2 separate regions of the Mus musculus genome follow, and region 2 is linked to region 1. A link is a contact called in ENCODE Hi-C or POLR2A ChIA-PET data. All regions are on one chromosome and are shown on one strand. Each heading gives the region's core, a stretch centred on a gene start or an enhancer-like site at or near the end of the contact. The rest is flanking DNA. Distances are from core to core; before and after follow the strand shown.

The links. Hi-C counts contacts between places; a loop is a spot of excess contacts on that map. ChIA-PET counts read pairs that join two places held with the same protein, here RNA polymerase II (POLR2A).
Region 2: a loop to region 1 is called in a map of heart, with 2.0 times the contacts of the local background. The contact joins the enhancer-like site here to the promoter of Hopx in region 1. A Hi-C loop is called at or near these places in 4 of 37 maps with a recorded cell type or tissue (all heart). POLR2A ChIA-PET finds 5 or more read pairs at or near these places in 1 of 5 experiments (embryonic stem cell).

What each region holds. Positions count from the first base shown.
Region 1 is chr5:77,092,299-77,099,259 of GRCm38, reverse strand. Hopx (HOP homeobox) reads left to right here and starts at 3,993. Exons shown (of 3, transcript NM_001159900.1): 1 at 3,993-4,109; 2 at 4,238-4,394. The coding sequence starts at 4,251. Hopxos (a long non-coding RNA gene) reads right to left here and starts at 430. Exons shown (of 2, transcript XR_880408.1): 1 at 259-430.
Region 2 is chr5:77,127,574-77,134,534 of GRCm38, reverse strand. No RefSeq gene overlaps it. Among named protein-coding and RNA genes, the nearest start is that of Gm15831, 8.6 kb to the right of the region's middle. RefSeq lists an enhancer at 3,542-4,655. Within about 2 kb of position 4,139, at least 1 of the 3 ENCODE cell types and tissues checked has a DNase peak (open chromatin) inside an H3K27ac peak, as active enhancers do; it is heart, where a contact is called at or near this core.

The DNA of each region.
Region 1 (6,961 bases), core at 2,744-5,243:
GGCTTCTATTTAAAAGAACACCTCTTCTCCTGGCATTTCTATCATGGATACTAGAATGTCGGGGCAAATAAATATTCTGCCTCCTCTTTTCAATTGTTCCCTTTAGGGCTAGAGATAGAACCTAGGACCTTGTGTATGCAAGATAAGCGTCCTATCCACTGAGCTATAGCCCAAATATTCTAGTTACTGTTCTATTGCTGTGAGGAGACACCATGACCTAACTTCTAGAAGAAAGCATTTAGCTGAGGGCTTGCTTACAGTTTCAGAGGGTTAGTCCATGAACATCAGAGTTGGAAATATGGCAGCAGACTTGGCCCTGGAGCAGTAGCTGGGAGCTGAAATCCTCGTGGCAGGCAGAAGACAGGGAGGGTGGAGAGGAAGAGGGAGCGAGGGAGACAGAGAGACTGGGTTTGGTGTGGGTTTTTGAAACCTCAAAGCCCACCCCACAGTGATTTATTTTATTTATTTGTTATCCAACAAGGCCACACTTCTAAGCCACCCACCAATGGGGAATCAAGCATTCATATGTATGAGCCCATGAGGGCATTCTCATTCAATCTACCACACAGGCTGACTTTTTGTTAGTTTCTAAGGGACACTGAAAGTTTGAGTGAACCCCCTTTTCATCTTCTGTAAAGCAGTAAGTTAAGTAACCTCTGAGTAGGAAGATCCTGTCTTCCAAAGCAGAGACCCATCACTTCTCTTGGAAAAGTAGCCACACGGCATTTTTTTCTTGCTTGGGAAAATACAAAAATATTTACAGAGTCAATTGCTTGCAGGCAGTTCACAATGAACACAAGAAAAATGCAGGCAAAGAAAACTGGAAGATGTCCTAAGCAGTGATTCACCTGGATTATCAATGTAGCTCACAGTTGGTGGCATGCTTGTCCAAAATGCATGCAACCCTGGGTACACTCTCAGGAGGCACACATGGGCAAGGGTGCAGATACATGCACACACACACACATACACACACACACACACACACACACACACACACACAGATGGGGGGGAGGTAGGCTCAGAAATTCAAAGTCTTTACCAACTATATAGCAAGTTTGAGACCCTGTCTTAGGGGGGAAATCCACCTGCTTCAGCCCTGTGGCCAACTGGAGTAGGTTTATGGTAGCAAATTGCTTTCTCTCTTGATTGGATATTAGTGGCGCTACAGAGAAGTCATAATTCTGGGAGAGGGAGAAGATGTTTAAATAGGGAGGTAGCCAAGGTTCATAGCACTTCGTATGAGCTCGTTAATGTAAGTAGATATGTCCAAAGCAAAGGACTACAGGCTCACAGGACATAAAGCTGAGCCTGTGACACAAAGGTCAGCCCAGGCTTTGGAACGGATTTAGAAAAAAAGCCAGCTGGTTTTCATTTAACCTCTCGAAAGGGCTTGTGCAATGACTTCCCCAAGCACAGAACTAAAACACAATGACAGGACACACTGCTCTTCGAGGTGTTTCACAAGATGTGAACAACCGCAGCAGTTAACTCTGGTGTTAAGATTGAAGTTGACAGGGCTTCAAAGTAGTTGTTAGTTCTTTGTATCTGATATTGGTTAGGCTAAGTTCAGAGAAACTTCTCAATGGCTACTTTATTTCCTTACTGGAGACAGTTGAGGACCTTTACAAGGTCACCATTACCAGGGCCGCTTGATTCTTACAGTAAGACAGAAAGAAACAAAGCAACAGCAAACATTTGCCTACCAGGGAGGGCTGAAATAATCGCGCCTGAGCTCTGCAGGGCAGTAACAAAAAACTGACGGTAGTGCTCTTGCGTCCCCATAGCTAGAAGCCAAGTGTGCTTGTTTAGTGTACCTTGGAAAGCTAGATGCTGTCCAAAGACCCTCCCACAGTCTCCTTAGCAGCCAACCAAGGCCAGCGGTCCTCTACCAACTCACCCTACCAGTCCTTTAAAATAAACCAGGACCTCCCCCACACAACCCCACTCAGTTTGGTAACAGAAAGCCACAGAAAACTAATAAAATAAAATGCACTTGATCCCACGTAGCGACATTAGCAACCCATGAGTTATACACCAGCAGTTACAAAAAACCCGGGGAAGCGTGTACGCCCGTCTGAGTCACGTTCCTGCAGTGGGCTATTTCTGAAGGCCTGAGGATTCCACCGGGCATCAACAAAGGTCCTGGTGGAAGAATCAGCAGGACTGTATTAAATGGAATGGGCAAGAAGCAACACCAGAGGCAGCCGTTACCCCTGCTATGTTTCAGTTGACAGCTCGAATGGTGGTGGTGGCCTTGGTGGACAGCATAGGCTGGGATTAGTGTCTAATTAGAGATGCACCCTTTGAAAACGGAGACAAGCCCCTCCCTGCCCTCATGCTGATAAGTTTCTCCCACTAAACTGAAGATAGACTGCCTTACTGTAAGGGGGCTAGCAGACCACGGGCCTGGAACCAACACTCAGTATTTCCGCTCTAGAGTTCTGGCCATTGTTGGAAATCGTGGAATCTTTGGGTCCTCTGCCTCAATGTCCCTGACTGTGAGATGACTTTCAAAAGAGTATGTGTCATAGAAGGACGGGGAGGGGAAATGCGTGCTAACAGGAAAGGTATTTCTTTCCTTGTTTCCTTCCTTCCTTCCTTCCTTCCTTCCTTCCTTCCTTCTTTCTTTTTCTAAAAGATTTATTTATTATATGTAAGTACACTGTAGCTGTCTTCAAACACATCAGAATAGGGTATCAGATCTCATTACAGATGGTTGTGAGCCACCATGTGTGGTTGCTGGGAATTGAACTCAGGACCTCTGGAAGAGCAGTCAATGCTCTTACCCGCTGAGCCATCTCTCCAGCCCAGGAAAGGTATTTCTAACCAGATGGGCCACAGCCTTGGTGCAGAGTCGGGGATCCTTGGTACAAATTTTAAGTAGAGGGACATCTAGTTCCCTGAAAATGATTTGCTGGTGACTTGGCAAATGCTTTGAGGCCCAGTCCCACGTAGTTGAAAAGTTCCTCCTGTCTGAAACCTCTTCAAGGGAACTAGAGGAGAGGTAAGAAGCATTGACTTAGGAAGTAGGAGGTATAAGCCACAGATGAGAAGGTGGTTAGCTCTGAGCACACTATCCAGATAGTTCACCCCCAGGCACAAACCACATCAAAACCCGCTCGGGACTCTGCGATTGTTAATGCAACAAGCCAGGGTGATTCCCACACTACTGCTTGGCTAAGCCTGGACAGAATCTACAGCCAAGAATATCTTGAAGACCAACCGTCTTTACCTCCTAGTTTTCAACAGGAAGCATAGGAGGAGGGAACACACCTGGTAGTTTTCTTAGCCCCAAGTCTGAAGCTATATTGGTGTGGCGCAGCAGGAAGGTTGTTGCTGCGATATGCTGACAACATTTGTTGCTGGAGAACTGGAAGCTGGAGGTGGACCTATTTTTCTGGGCTGAAGTCTGAGGTTCTAAATGATAGTTGATTTTGATCCTGATTAATTGGGTAGGTTTTGAAAGGTATCTCACACACATACAGGAGACCGCAGTGAGGTAGGTAGGCTCTTGGGATGGAGGCTTGGCATTTGGGGTTCAGCTGCCTTCCGCATGCTCATGGCTCAGCCTTCTCCACGCTACCACCCAGCCGTAAATCATAAATCATTATCGCTGTGTTTCCATTTCCGTCTCAGTACAAGTACATTGGAAAGATCTTTAAAGTATCATCCAAAAATTTTATAGCCGTTATTTGCGACTAAGCTGGCAATTTAATTTTCCCTCTGTGATTTTAATGTCCTTCACATTTTCTGCAGTACGTGCTATTTTTTAATCAGGGGGAAAAAAAAGAGTAAATATCCATTGGTAGTATTGTTTGTAAGTGCGGTCTCTTTTTCCCCAACTTGTGCAGTGAGCGTCTTTCCCCAAAGTGTGCGTTGCCCTGCGCTCCCTGGCAAGGCCCCCACGTGCTAGCCCGCGGCGGAGGCGGAGTGTGGCGGCCCGGGAGGCGTGCCCACGGCGACGGGAGCCCAGCCCCGCGAGTGTCCTCAGTCCCTAGGGCAGCTCCGGATCTCCGGAGGCAGCACTTGAGGCGCTTCCTCAGTATACTGTCCCCTCGGAGTGTCAGGCGGGAGGCGTCTTCTTCCTCCTCTCCATCCTTAGTCAGGTTGGGGACGGTCCCGGGGAAGGAGGGTTCCCCCCAAACTCCGCAGCCAGCGGCGCGGGGCGCCTCGGTGGAACGGCGGGAGGGGGCAGGCGGACCTCGCTCACCCGGGCCATCTGGTTCCCCTGCAGACGCGCACGGACCATGTCGGCGCAGACCGCGAGCGGCCCCACGGAGGACCAGGTGGAGATCCTGGAGTACAACTTCAACAAGGTCAACAAGCACCCGGACCCCACCACGCTGTGCCTCATCGCAGCCGAGGCGGGTCTCACGGAGGAGCAGACGCAGGTGAGTCCCCAAGCCTATGTATCCTCCGGGACTGGCGGGTTCCCGCGGCTGCCGCGGGCCTCCATCATATGTATCTCAGTCCCCAAATCATTCCGCAGTTCCCCGGGCGCCCAGCCCCTATCCACCCTACCCTGTCTCAACACCATCCTCTTTTTGGGTTTCCACTGCCTTCCAGATCCGGCCCCTTGCTTTCTCCTCCTGTAGTGGGAGCATCTCGCCTGCTTTCCTTTCGGTTTCCAAGCTCAGTAACTCTTCCCGCTGTGCTGGAAAGCTTCGGGAAGGTTTATTCTCATCAGGGTTGTCATGGTTTAAAGGGACGTTAGCGATCAGCTATAAGGTTGGTCTTCCGGTTTGTCAGAAGACAAAACTAAGGCGGGGGAGGGGGGTGGGGGCGGGCGGGAGGGAAGGGTACTGTCGTGGGGATAGGGATGGAGGACCTGACCTGCCAGGTTGCTCTTCCCGCCACATCACCACATCTCTGTGCTGCACCTAACAGGCACACTGCCATACTTCGGTTCAGGTTTTGTTGCTGTTTTTATTAATCCCCTGACTCTGAGCTTCAGGTTCAGCTTTAGAGTCTTTCTCTGGAATTTACCAAGAAGTAGCCCTCTGTTGCTATGGCCGCAGCACACGACCCCCTTGCATGATGATAATTTGTCTGTTCATAAAAGGCTTCCTCGCTATCCCATTATCCCCAAAATTTGCTTAGGGTAGAGATCGCAGTACCACCTGGCACAGTGTTGGAGCCTTTAGGCAACTCTCTCTCCAGTCCAATCTACCCTCTAACTTCTTTCTTATTCCCTTTGGTCGTGGAAAGATGATTTGCCACGTATGATAAACCATTTGGGAGTTGGTCCTGTTTCTCTCAAAGCATTTCACGCCTTTCAATTTTCCTCTGAGCTGGGATATTCTTATCCCTTCAGTTAATAGACTGGAGAAGGAGGGGCTTTGTCCTCTCTTCACCCTGCTCAGTTAAAGCTTAAAACCCTGTAATAGTGCTCCCTGGGCTATTAAAACCAGAATCCTGGGGGGCTGGTGAGATGGCTCAGTGGGTAAGAGCACCTGACTGCTCTTCCAAAGGTCCAGTGTTCAAGTCCCAGCAACCACATGGTGGCTTACAACCATCTGTAACAAGATCTGACGCCCTCTTCTGGTGTGTCTGAAGACAGCTACAGTGTACTTACATATAATAAATAAATAAAAAAAAAAAAAAAAAAAAAAAAAAACCAGAATCCTGAGCCCTAAGTCCTAGATGATCCTTGCTAAGCCGAGACAACTTGGAGAATTTATCCATGGGTAATCCTCCCGGTCCCGGATCAAATAGAAAGGCTATTTAACCAGAATCAGAACCCAATAGAAGATGATTTATTGTAACCCAAGTCTAAAAGCTCGTGTTTCTTGCAACTCATCAAAAGGCAAGCTGTTCTAGTCTTAGCATTAAAAGACCGTGCTATATTTAATGATGTAGATAGAGATGTCTCATGTTTTAAGAACTAGGCTGTTGGATATTATGGATGCAGTACCATCTAGGGAATCTAACCCTGACTTGGTCTCCAAGACTCTTCTGTCTGTAGAGCAGAATGGTCATGTTGCCTCTGTTGCATGGTGTTGGAGATCCAGGCTAGGGTCTCGAGCATGTTGAGCCCATTCTGCCACTGAGTGTGCCACCGGCCCCATGCTGACCTTTGGAGTGATAGATATCTGCCATATATTGTCTCAGATACTTGCTGAATCTTTGCTCATTTTGCCACTCCCTTAAGAGAGAAAGCACCATCAGAACAGAGAGCTCAAGTTACTGAAACTGCAGCCAGGGCACAGCCTGCCTCCGTATTGGAGACTCTAGGCCTCTCTCCCGTTCTCTATCCTCCCCTCTATCCGTTCCTCCGGAGGAAGGCTGGAAACAACTGTATAGGGTGGTAGGGGAAGGAAGGGCAGAAAGATCAGTTTACCCATGCATCAAGCTATGGTTATTCCAGGCTATTGCTAATCCTTTCTCTGGACTCACCTGCTGTTAGAGAATTGAAATGTAACTCAGCAGGGCCGGAAGAAAGGGCATCTGCCTTTCAGGGGTCAAGATCAACCAGTGCAGAAACCCACACGATGGGGGTATCTGCCATCCTCAAATGAACAAGCCCGGCGAGAGTGGGTGTGGGTGAGTCAGCCCCATGGGAGGGCCTGGCTTCCTCTTCCTGCCCTAGGCCAACACCTTCTTCCTCCAGAGGCCTGCTGCAGCCCAACGTACCCTCACCTCCCTGTCTAGACCTGCAGGAAAGTATCTGGAACCCAGAGCTCAGAGGCTCAGCATAGCAAGTCTCAGGAAGGAGGCTTCTGCTTGCCCTGCCATTTCTTGCTGGACGGAGTCCCATCTCCCTATCCTTCTTAACTCCAAGCACTGCCTTCACGTGTGTGACTCCGTAATCTACTCTAACATTTACATTTTAAAAAGATGTCTTCTACAAAAAAAAAAAAGTCCTGCTGATATAAAAAGTCCAGCAATGAGATTGCAAGACAGTTGCTTTCATCTGTAGTAGGTCTTTAAGGATGTTTAATAGAACTCTGTGGAGGCT
Region 2 (6,961 bases), core at 2,890-5,389, 35 kb before region 1:
ACCATACTCTGAAAATTCCAGGTATGGACCTGGCTTTACCCATGGTCTTGGCCAGCATTTATTTAATAAAGCTTGCTTCAGATTTGGCTCAAAAACTGTGGTAGTGCTTTTTTTCTTGATTTGTGGGATTAACACTGTTCTTTTACTCTGACATCAGGAAACCATATGCCCGTTCTTTTATAAGTTGCCTTGGTCATGGTGTTTTATCACAGCAGGAGAAAGGTGACTAAGGCACCTGCTAAGCCACCTCACCAGCCTTCTCTTCTCATTTCCTTGCCTCTAAGCTGTGGGTGCACAAAAAGCTGATCGTGGCCAGAACTGAATGCATGTTGCTGAGTCATGACAAAACCATCCACAGCCAGCTCCAGATGTTTTTCCAGCACTGACTCCCCATCCTGCCCAGCATCCCCAGGGTGTCATCACTACTGTCCTCCGGTCTGGTTATACGCTGATCTCCCTCACACCTACTCAGGAGGGATCTATTTCTCTCCTACTCTTCAGCCTTACTTCACTCTGCTTTTTATGAAAAGAGATTTCTCAACGTGGAAAAGACTTAGATTGGGCCGTTCCCTATGAAAAGAGGTTTGGGGGAAATACTGGCTTTGAAGCTGCTCACAGTTGCCAGAGAGAAGGCTAACCATTTCCCAGCTCCAGAGAGACAGCATTGCATCCATTAGGGCTCACATAGGCTGGGCAGGGACATTACATGTAGCTTTAATGAGACTGGGCTGTAATTTTATGTGAGTCCCCCTTCTTCCTGAGGGTTTGTTGACCTCCAGCCAGGAGAAAACAAAGGTAGTAGAAACATCGAGCAGGGTTTGGACAGCTATGAGTATGACAGAAGAACTCCTGGAGACCTCTGCAGTGAGAGGTCTACTTTACTGTTCCAGGGAAAGGATATGCAAGAGCTTTCAGGGCTATGAGTGGAAAGAGCTACTTGGTCATAGCATAGTATCTAACTATCATGGGGGGTGGGAAGGGCTGACTGGTCATAATATAGTACCGAATTATCACGTGGGCACAAAACCAGAGTGGGACTTGTGTGCTGAGTTGTGCAGCGTTTGAGGACAGTTCTACACAAAGTCATTTTTCAGACAAGGCCGGGCACCTGTGCTTAAGGGACACTCTCCAGACAGGGTCAGGTAGAGAAAGAGAAGCCCCACTGAGAAAGAGAGTCCTCTATTTCACACTGAGCTCGGAGAGCTGTCTGGACATGGGGGTTGGCAACCTTAACAGCAGGGTTCTCCAACATTTTTGTCTCATACAAAAGCCCTGATAAGAAGCTAAGAAGTACGAGCCTGTGATGTGGAAGCAGAAGAATCAGGAGTTTAAGGTCACCATCATTGGTTATATATGGAATTCAAGCCCAGCCTGGGCCTCATGAGCTGCTCTCTCCTAGCATGAAGAATTCAGGGCATTGACACAGGTTGGAGGGCTTCATGGTCCCTTGACCCTAGACTGCTTTGGAGTTCTGCTTTGTTGCTATATTATAGTCCACAGTGGCCCTTCAGCCATGAAACCTGCCTTCCAAACAGCAGGAAAAGTAGAAGGGAGATGACAGGCCAAAGGGCAAAGGCCACCATTTCCTGGAAGCTGCCCCAGAACATTCCACTGGCCAGACCTTAATCTCCCTGGCACATCTCGCCACAGAGCAAGATGGAGCATGGCATCATATCTCTCAGGGTTCGCCAGAGAAACAAAACCAGTGGATGTGCATGTGCATAGAAACTGACTCTGGTGGTTACAGAAGTTGAGTCCAAGCCTGAATGATGCACACAGACAGACTAGTCTAAAGACTGTCTGTTGTACATTCAGAAAGATCCAGTGCTGTGGATAAGCCTGAAGCAGTCTACTGGAGACTTCTCTCCTTATCTACAAAGCTAGTCTTTTTCTTTTTTTTTTCTTTTTTCTTTTTTTGGCTAAGCAAAGCTTTCAGTGGGTTGGATAAGGTAATGGTGGCCTTCCTAATCCTATGTTCATAATCAGCTGAATCAACCTCACTGAAAAACATCTGCATAGAAATTCCTAGAATAAGGTTTGCCAAAATATCTTGGCCTGTTATGGGCCAACCAAGTTGACACACAATATTAACAATCCTTGTATCTTTAATCAAGTCAGCCAATGGCAGGTTCATAGTAGGCCAAGTGGCAGGAACCTGCAACCCACAGGATAGATATGTCCTGGGAACACAGTCACCCTCATTCACATATACTGTCCTCGACTCCTTATGTACTGTCATGGCGGAGCTGAGTAAATAAAACCAGGCCATATGCTGAACCTAAAATAGGTCCTGGAACAGTTGGCTGACCTCTGACCTCCGTTCTTGATTTTGTTTGTCACAGCATCGCTCTGTACTCCAGACGGCCTTGAACTCATAATCTTCCTGCCTCCACCACCTCCTGAGCCCTGGGATTCCAGGCTTGTGCCACCATAGCCAGCTATGACCTTTGCTGCCAGTGGCTGGTTGCCTAGCTAAACACTGGAGGTCTGAAAAGGTACAGAAGGAAATCAATGATGGGCAATCAGTGACCTCCGCACAGAGGAGCACAAAGGGCTGATCCGGTGTAAGAAGTCTGCCGGTCATTCCACAACAAACGTGCTTTGAGCAGCTTAAGCGATACTGAAGGATATAAAGGAGCAGAAGAAGCCCTTTGCTCTACATCAGGATTGACCTATTGTAGGGCCAGGAGGAGGCAACGGTCCTTGAACTCACAGTGGCTGAGAGGATGAACTAATTACCAGCCGTGTGGCTCAACTTCGCAGAACCTCAGGTTTCTCCTCTCTACCGTGAGCAGAGTCCCATTTTGTCACTGGATCGTTCTAGGAATTAAACAAGGTCACTTATGTAGTACCTAGCCCATGACAAGCCCTCTCACCTTGCTTGATAATGAAAGAAATAATAAATTAAGTGAACTTTGTGTGCATGCCAGTCTCAGGGCCGTCTGCATACTAATTCATTATCCTCATAATTGCCCTATGAGGTGGGCTTGGCCATTATCCCCATTTTCTGAGAAGGTCATGGAAAGATTGTAAGAGTCCATGATTTGTGGAAGAATGATACCCCAGACTCAAATAGTATGTAAACACAAAGAGTCTTTTATTTTGCAGAAGTCCAGCATGCTGGGGTCTACCTTTTATAAAGATGGAGATCCAGAAGTAAGCTCAAAGACCTGATTTAAAGCACATTAGGGGAATTCTGGGGAGCAGTAGGTGACCTCTATCTTAATCTGTTCGATCTATCTCTAGGGACATTCTGGGACCATCGCTGGGGTGTGGGAGGCTAGAAGTCTGGAAACTGTTGCTGAGGAAGTGTGGAAACTGCTGCTGACCCATTGTCCTTGCCTGAGGCCAGGTGGTGGGGCAGCTTCTGAGGCCTGGACTTGCCTAGATTTGCTCAGTTCTTGGAAACAGAGATTTAGGCCTAGTCTCCTGAACTGCTCTTTGGAAGCCTGTCATGGAGTTAGCCTGTCTCAAGATCAGGAATCTCACCAGGTCACAGAGTTGGCAGTTAAAATATAGCCTGCCTGATCTCTGAACCCCAATGTCAAGCTGTCCCCACACCTCCCCTTGCCTCCCCAGGCCTTGATCCATCTGTTTTTAGTCCTCTGGCTACAGGGCGTTCATGGTGTATCAGGGAAGCCAAGCACATGCTTGAATAAGAGGCTCACTGACAATAGGAGGCAGTGGAGAAGGTGACACGTGAGTGGTTTCATTCAGATAAGGGCAGTTGTCAGGGAAGGGGTCAGTGGAGATGGGGCCAAACAGGGTGATGACAGACAGGCAAGAACGAGAAACTGGAGGACAGGCAGTGTGCCTGGCATGGGGCGTTGAGTAGGTGAGGGAAAGCAGCAGCATAGTTGAGAAATAACAAGCAGCATGGGAAGTCCACAGGGGAATTCCGAGAGAAGGGCTAGACGCTGTATCAGACGAAGAAGGAACATGGGTGTGGGTGTCTGAAGCCGCAGAGTATTCACCTGACGGCGGGCAGTCCCTCGAAGGCTTTGAGCAGTGAACTCGCGAGATGCAGGCAGTATCTCCTTACAAATACAGTAGTGGTTGAGAGAGGTGTGGCGGGCACAGGATGTTGGGAGACTAGAGGCTATTGGCCTGATCTGGGCATGAGGTAATGAGAATCTGAAGTCAAGCATTAGCACAAGGTGTCGGTGGAGTGACAGGGACGTGAGAGATGTCACAGGAGCTGAGAGTCCCCAGGGATGGCTGCCACAATATGGGTAAGCCTGGACACTAGGAGGCGATTGTTTAGAACAGGGGAGCTCAAGGGGGCCTCCATTCACCCCAATCTTCTGTAAGGTCTCTGTATCCGGGGAGCCCCTCCATGTCCTCCAGAGGTAGACCCAGAAGCCAGGAGCTGTTAAGTGGCTGTACAGAGTTAGTTCTAGAGGTCAGGAGGAGTGGCTTTCAACAATCAGCAGAGCATTGTTTCATTATCTTAACTTTGAGCATGTGTTCTCTCTAAATACCAGAATTAGTTACTTATCAGGGTTCTCTGGACAGCCTCTGGGTAAAACAAACTTTGGAATTTTAAGGACCTTCTTCAGGTTGCCCACAGTACTGGTTTGTAGGTATATCTTATTATAAAAACTGCTTAAATTGTTTTTTTTTTAAATTGAGGCAGTTTGTGATAACAAGAAGTCCTTTAAAAATAAAGAAAATAATTAAAATATGGGAAAGCACGGCTGGGGATATAGCTCACTTGGTGGAGTAGTTGCCTGGATGAAATAAAGTCTTGGGTTTATTCCCCAGTAAAACACACACACACACACACACACACACACACACACACACACACAAACACTCACTCACTCATACATACCCACATTCACAGACATACACACATTTACACACACGCACACACATAGGCATACACACAGAGACACAGACACACACACATTTACACACACATCACTCACACACAGACATACACACACAGACACACACACACACAGACACACATTTACACACACTCACACAGACACACACACACACACATTTACACACACACATACACACTATGGTGCCAAGGACCAGCCTCATCTTGGAGAGGGGGTCATGAGGAAGGAGTATTTGAGAGTGGCAGAAGAAATGACTTGAGATTAGTGGTGGGTGCAAGCTGACAGCTCTGTCTTCTGCTCGAGTTGGCTCTTCAAAGAGCTGTATGTTCAGCTCTTAGAGATCAAATCCCAGTCTTTTATTTATATATCAACTCAGTCATTACCCCAAGTTCCCTATTGATTACCCCACCAATCAGCATTTTATGACCTTAGCTCCTTGATTCTTAGAAATCAGCAAGTACATTTTTAAAACGTGGCAAATGAACTCAGAGACCTGCCTGCCTCTGTAAGCACAAACATAAGTTTAGCTGCGGGGGGTGGGGGGTGGGGCGGAATCCCATCCTGAGATCCTGAGATTACCATTCCCATTATGCCTGGATCTGAACTTGCTCTGTCCCAGGCTGACCTTGAACTCAGGAATCTAGGCAGAGTCTTTGTAAGCACAAACAATAAACTTAGCTGGGTGGGATGTTGCCCTGAGATCATCACTCCCTATATCTCTTTAACTCTTCCCTTAATATCTTTCTGACTCATTAGTGCAGCTGTCTCTGTTCTTTTAGGTCTATAAAGCCCCGCATACAATTCATAGTGCATCCTTAAATTTTGCACAGTTGAGAAACTATATATTCTTGAACTCATATTTTCAGAGTTCTTTCCCACAGCTTTAAGGGCTGTCTTGAAGGTCACAGCTTTTACCATTTTGCTGAGAAACACATTCTATCCTTCTGGACTCATGCTGTTTCTTATTATCATGGAGTTATTAACCTTAATGGGGAGAGCATTCCCTGAAGGAAGAGCATGAAAATATGTACATTATTATACAAACAAGCTTTACTCCTAGCAACCGTCAACATTGTGCTCCAGGAACAAGAACTGTCTCATGATGTCCCTTCCACAGCCATGCAGGACTTGGCAATATGGGTAAGTCACAAAAGTTGTATATGTGTGTCTACCCAAAATTCCTATGCTGACATTCTAACCTGTAATGTGATGGTGACTGGAGATGGGTCCTTCAGAAGATAATGAAGTCGCAACGGTGGAACATTCTTAAAGACCCTGGAGATCTCTCAACCCTCCTTAGCCATAGGGAGCATAATGGAAGAACTGTTCATGAACCCTTCCTTGATACCAGCAGAACCTTGATCTTAGATTTTCCGGTCTCCTTACTGAGAGATATGTTTGTTGTTGGCTTACAGAACTCTGTTAAGAAATCTGGAACCAGCTAAGACAGTTTTGCATTTGAAAACATAATCTGAATGCACAGCTAAAGTGAGCTTCCAAATTTGACTCTGAGACTCCTACTGTCCTAGATAAAATGAGGAATAAGGTGAATTTCCTTAAGTTAATTATGAAGATTGATCTAAATTCTTCAAAAAGATTTTTTTGAAATGATTTCTACTTTTAAGATTATATCATTTCTTCCTTCACTTTCCTCAATCCAAACCCTCCCATGTAGCCTACCTTGCTCTCTTTACAAATTCATGGCCTATTTTCATTCTGTAATTTTTGACACACACACACACACACAGATATATTAATATACATATACATACATACATATACATATATTACTAATACATAAATACAACCTGCTCAGTCTATATAGTGTTACTTGTATGTATGTTTTCAAGGATGACCACTTGGTATTGAATAACCAATCAGTATGCTCTTCCCTAGAGAAGACTATTTCTTTTGTTCTCAGTATTTCTTAGTTGCCTATGCTTACTTTCCTTAACGCCAAAGATGTAAGGAGAAAGACCACTTACCCAAATCATTATGGACCAATTAATGAAAGCAAGCTTTTTTATTTGTATACACAAATTGCCTTTCCCCAAGGTGGGATTCATGAGGTCAGCCTTGGATGTGAGGAAGATAAGGTTTTTAAAGCT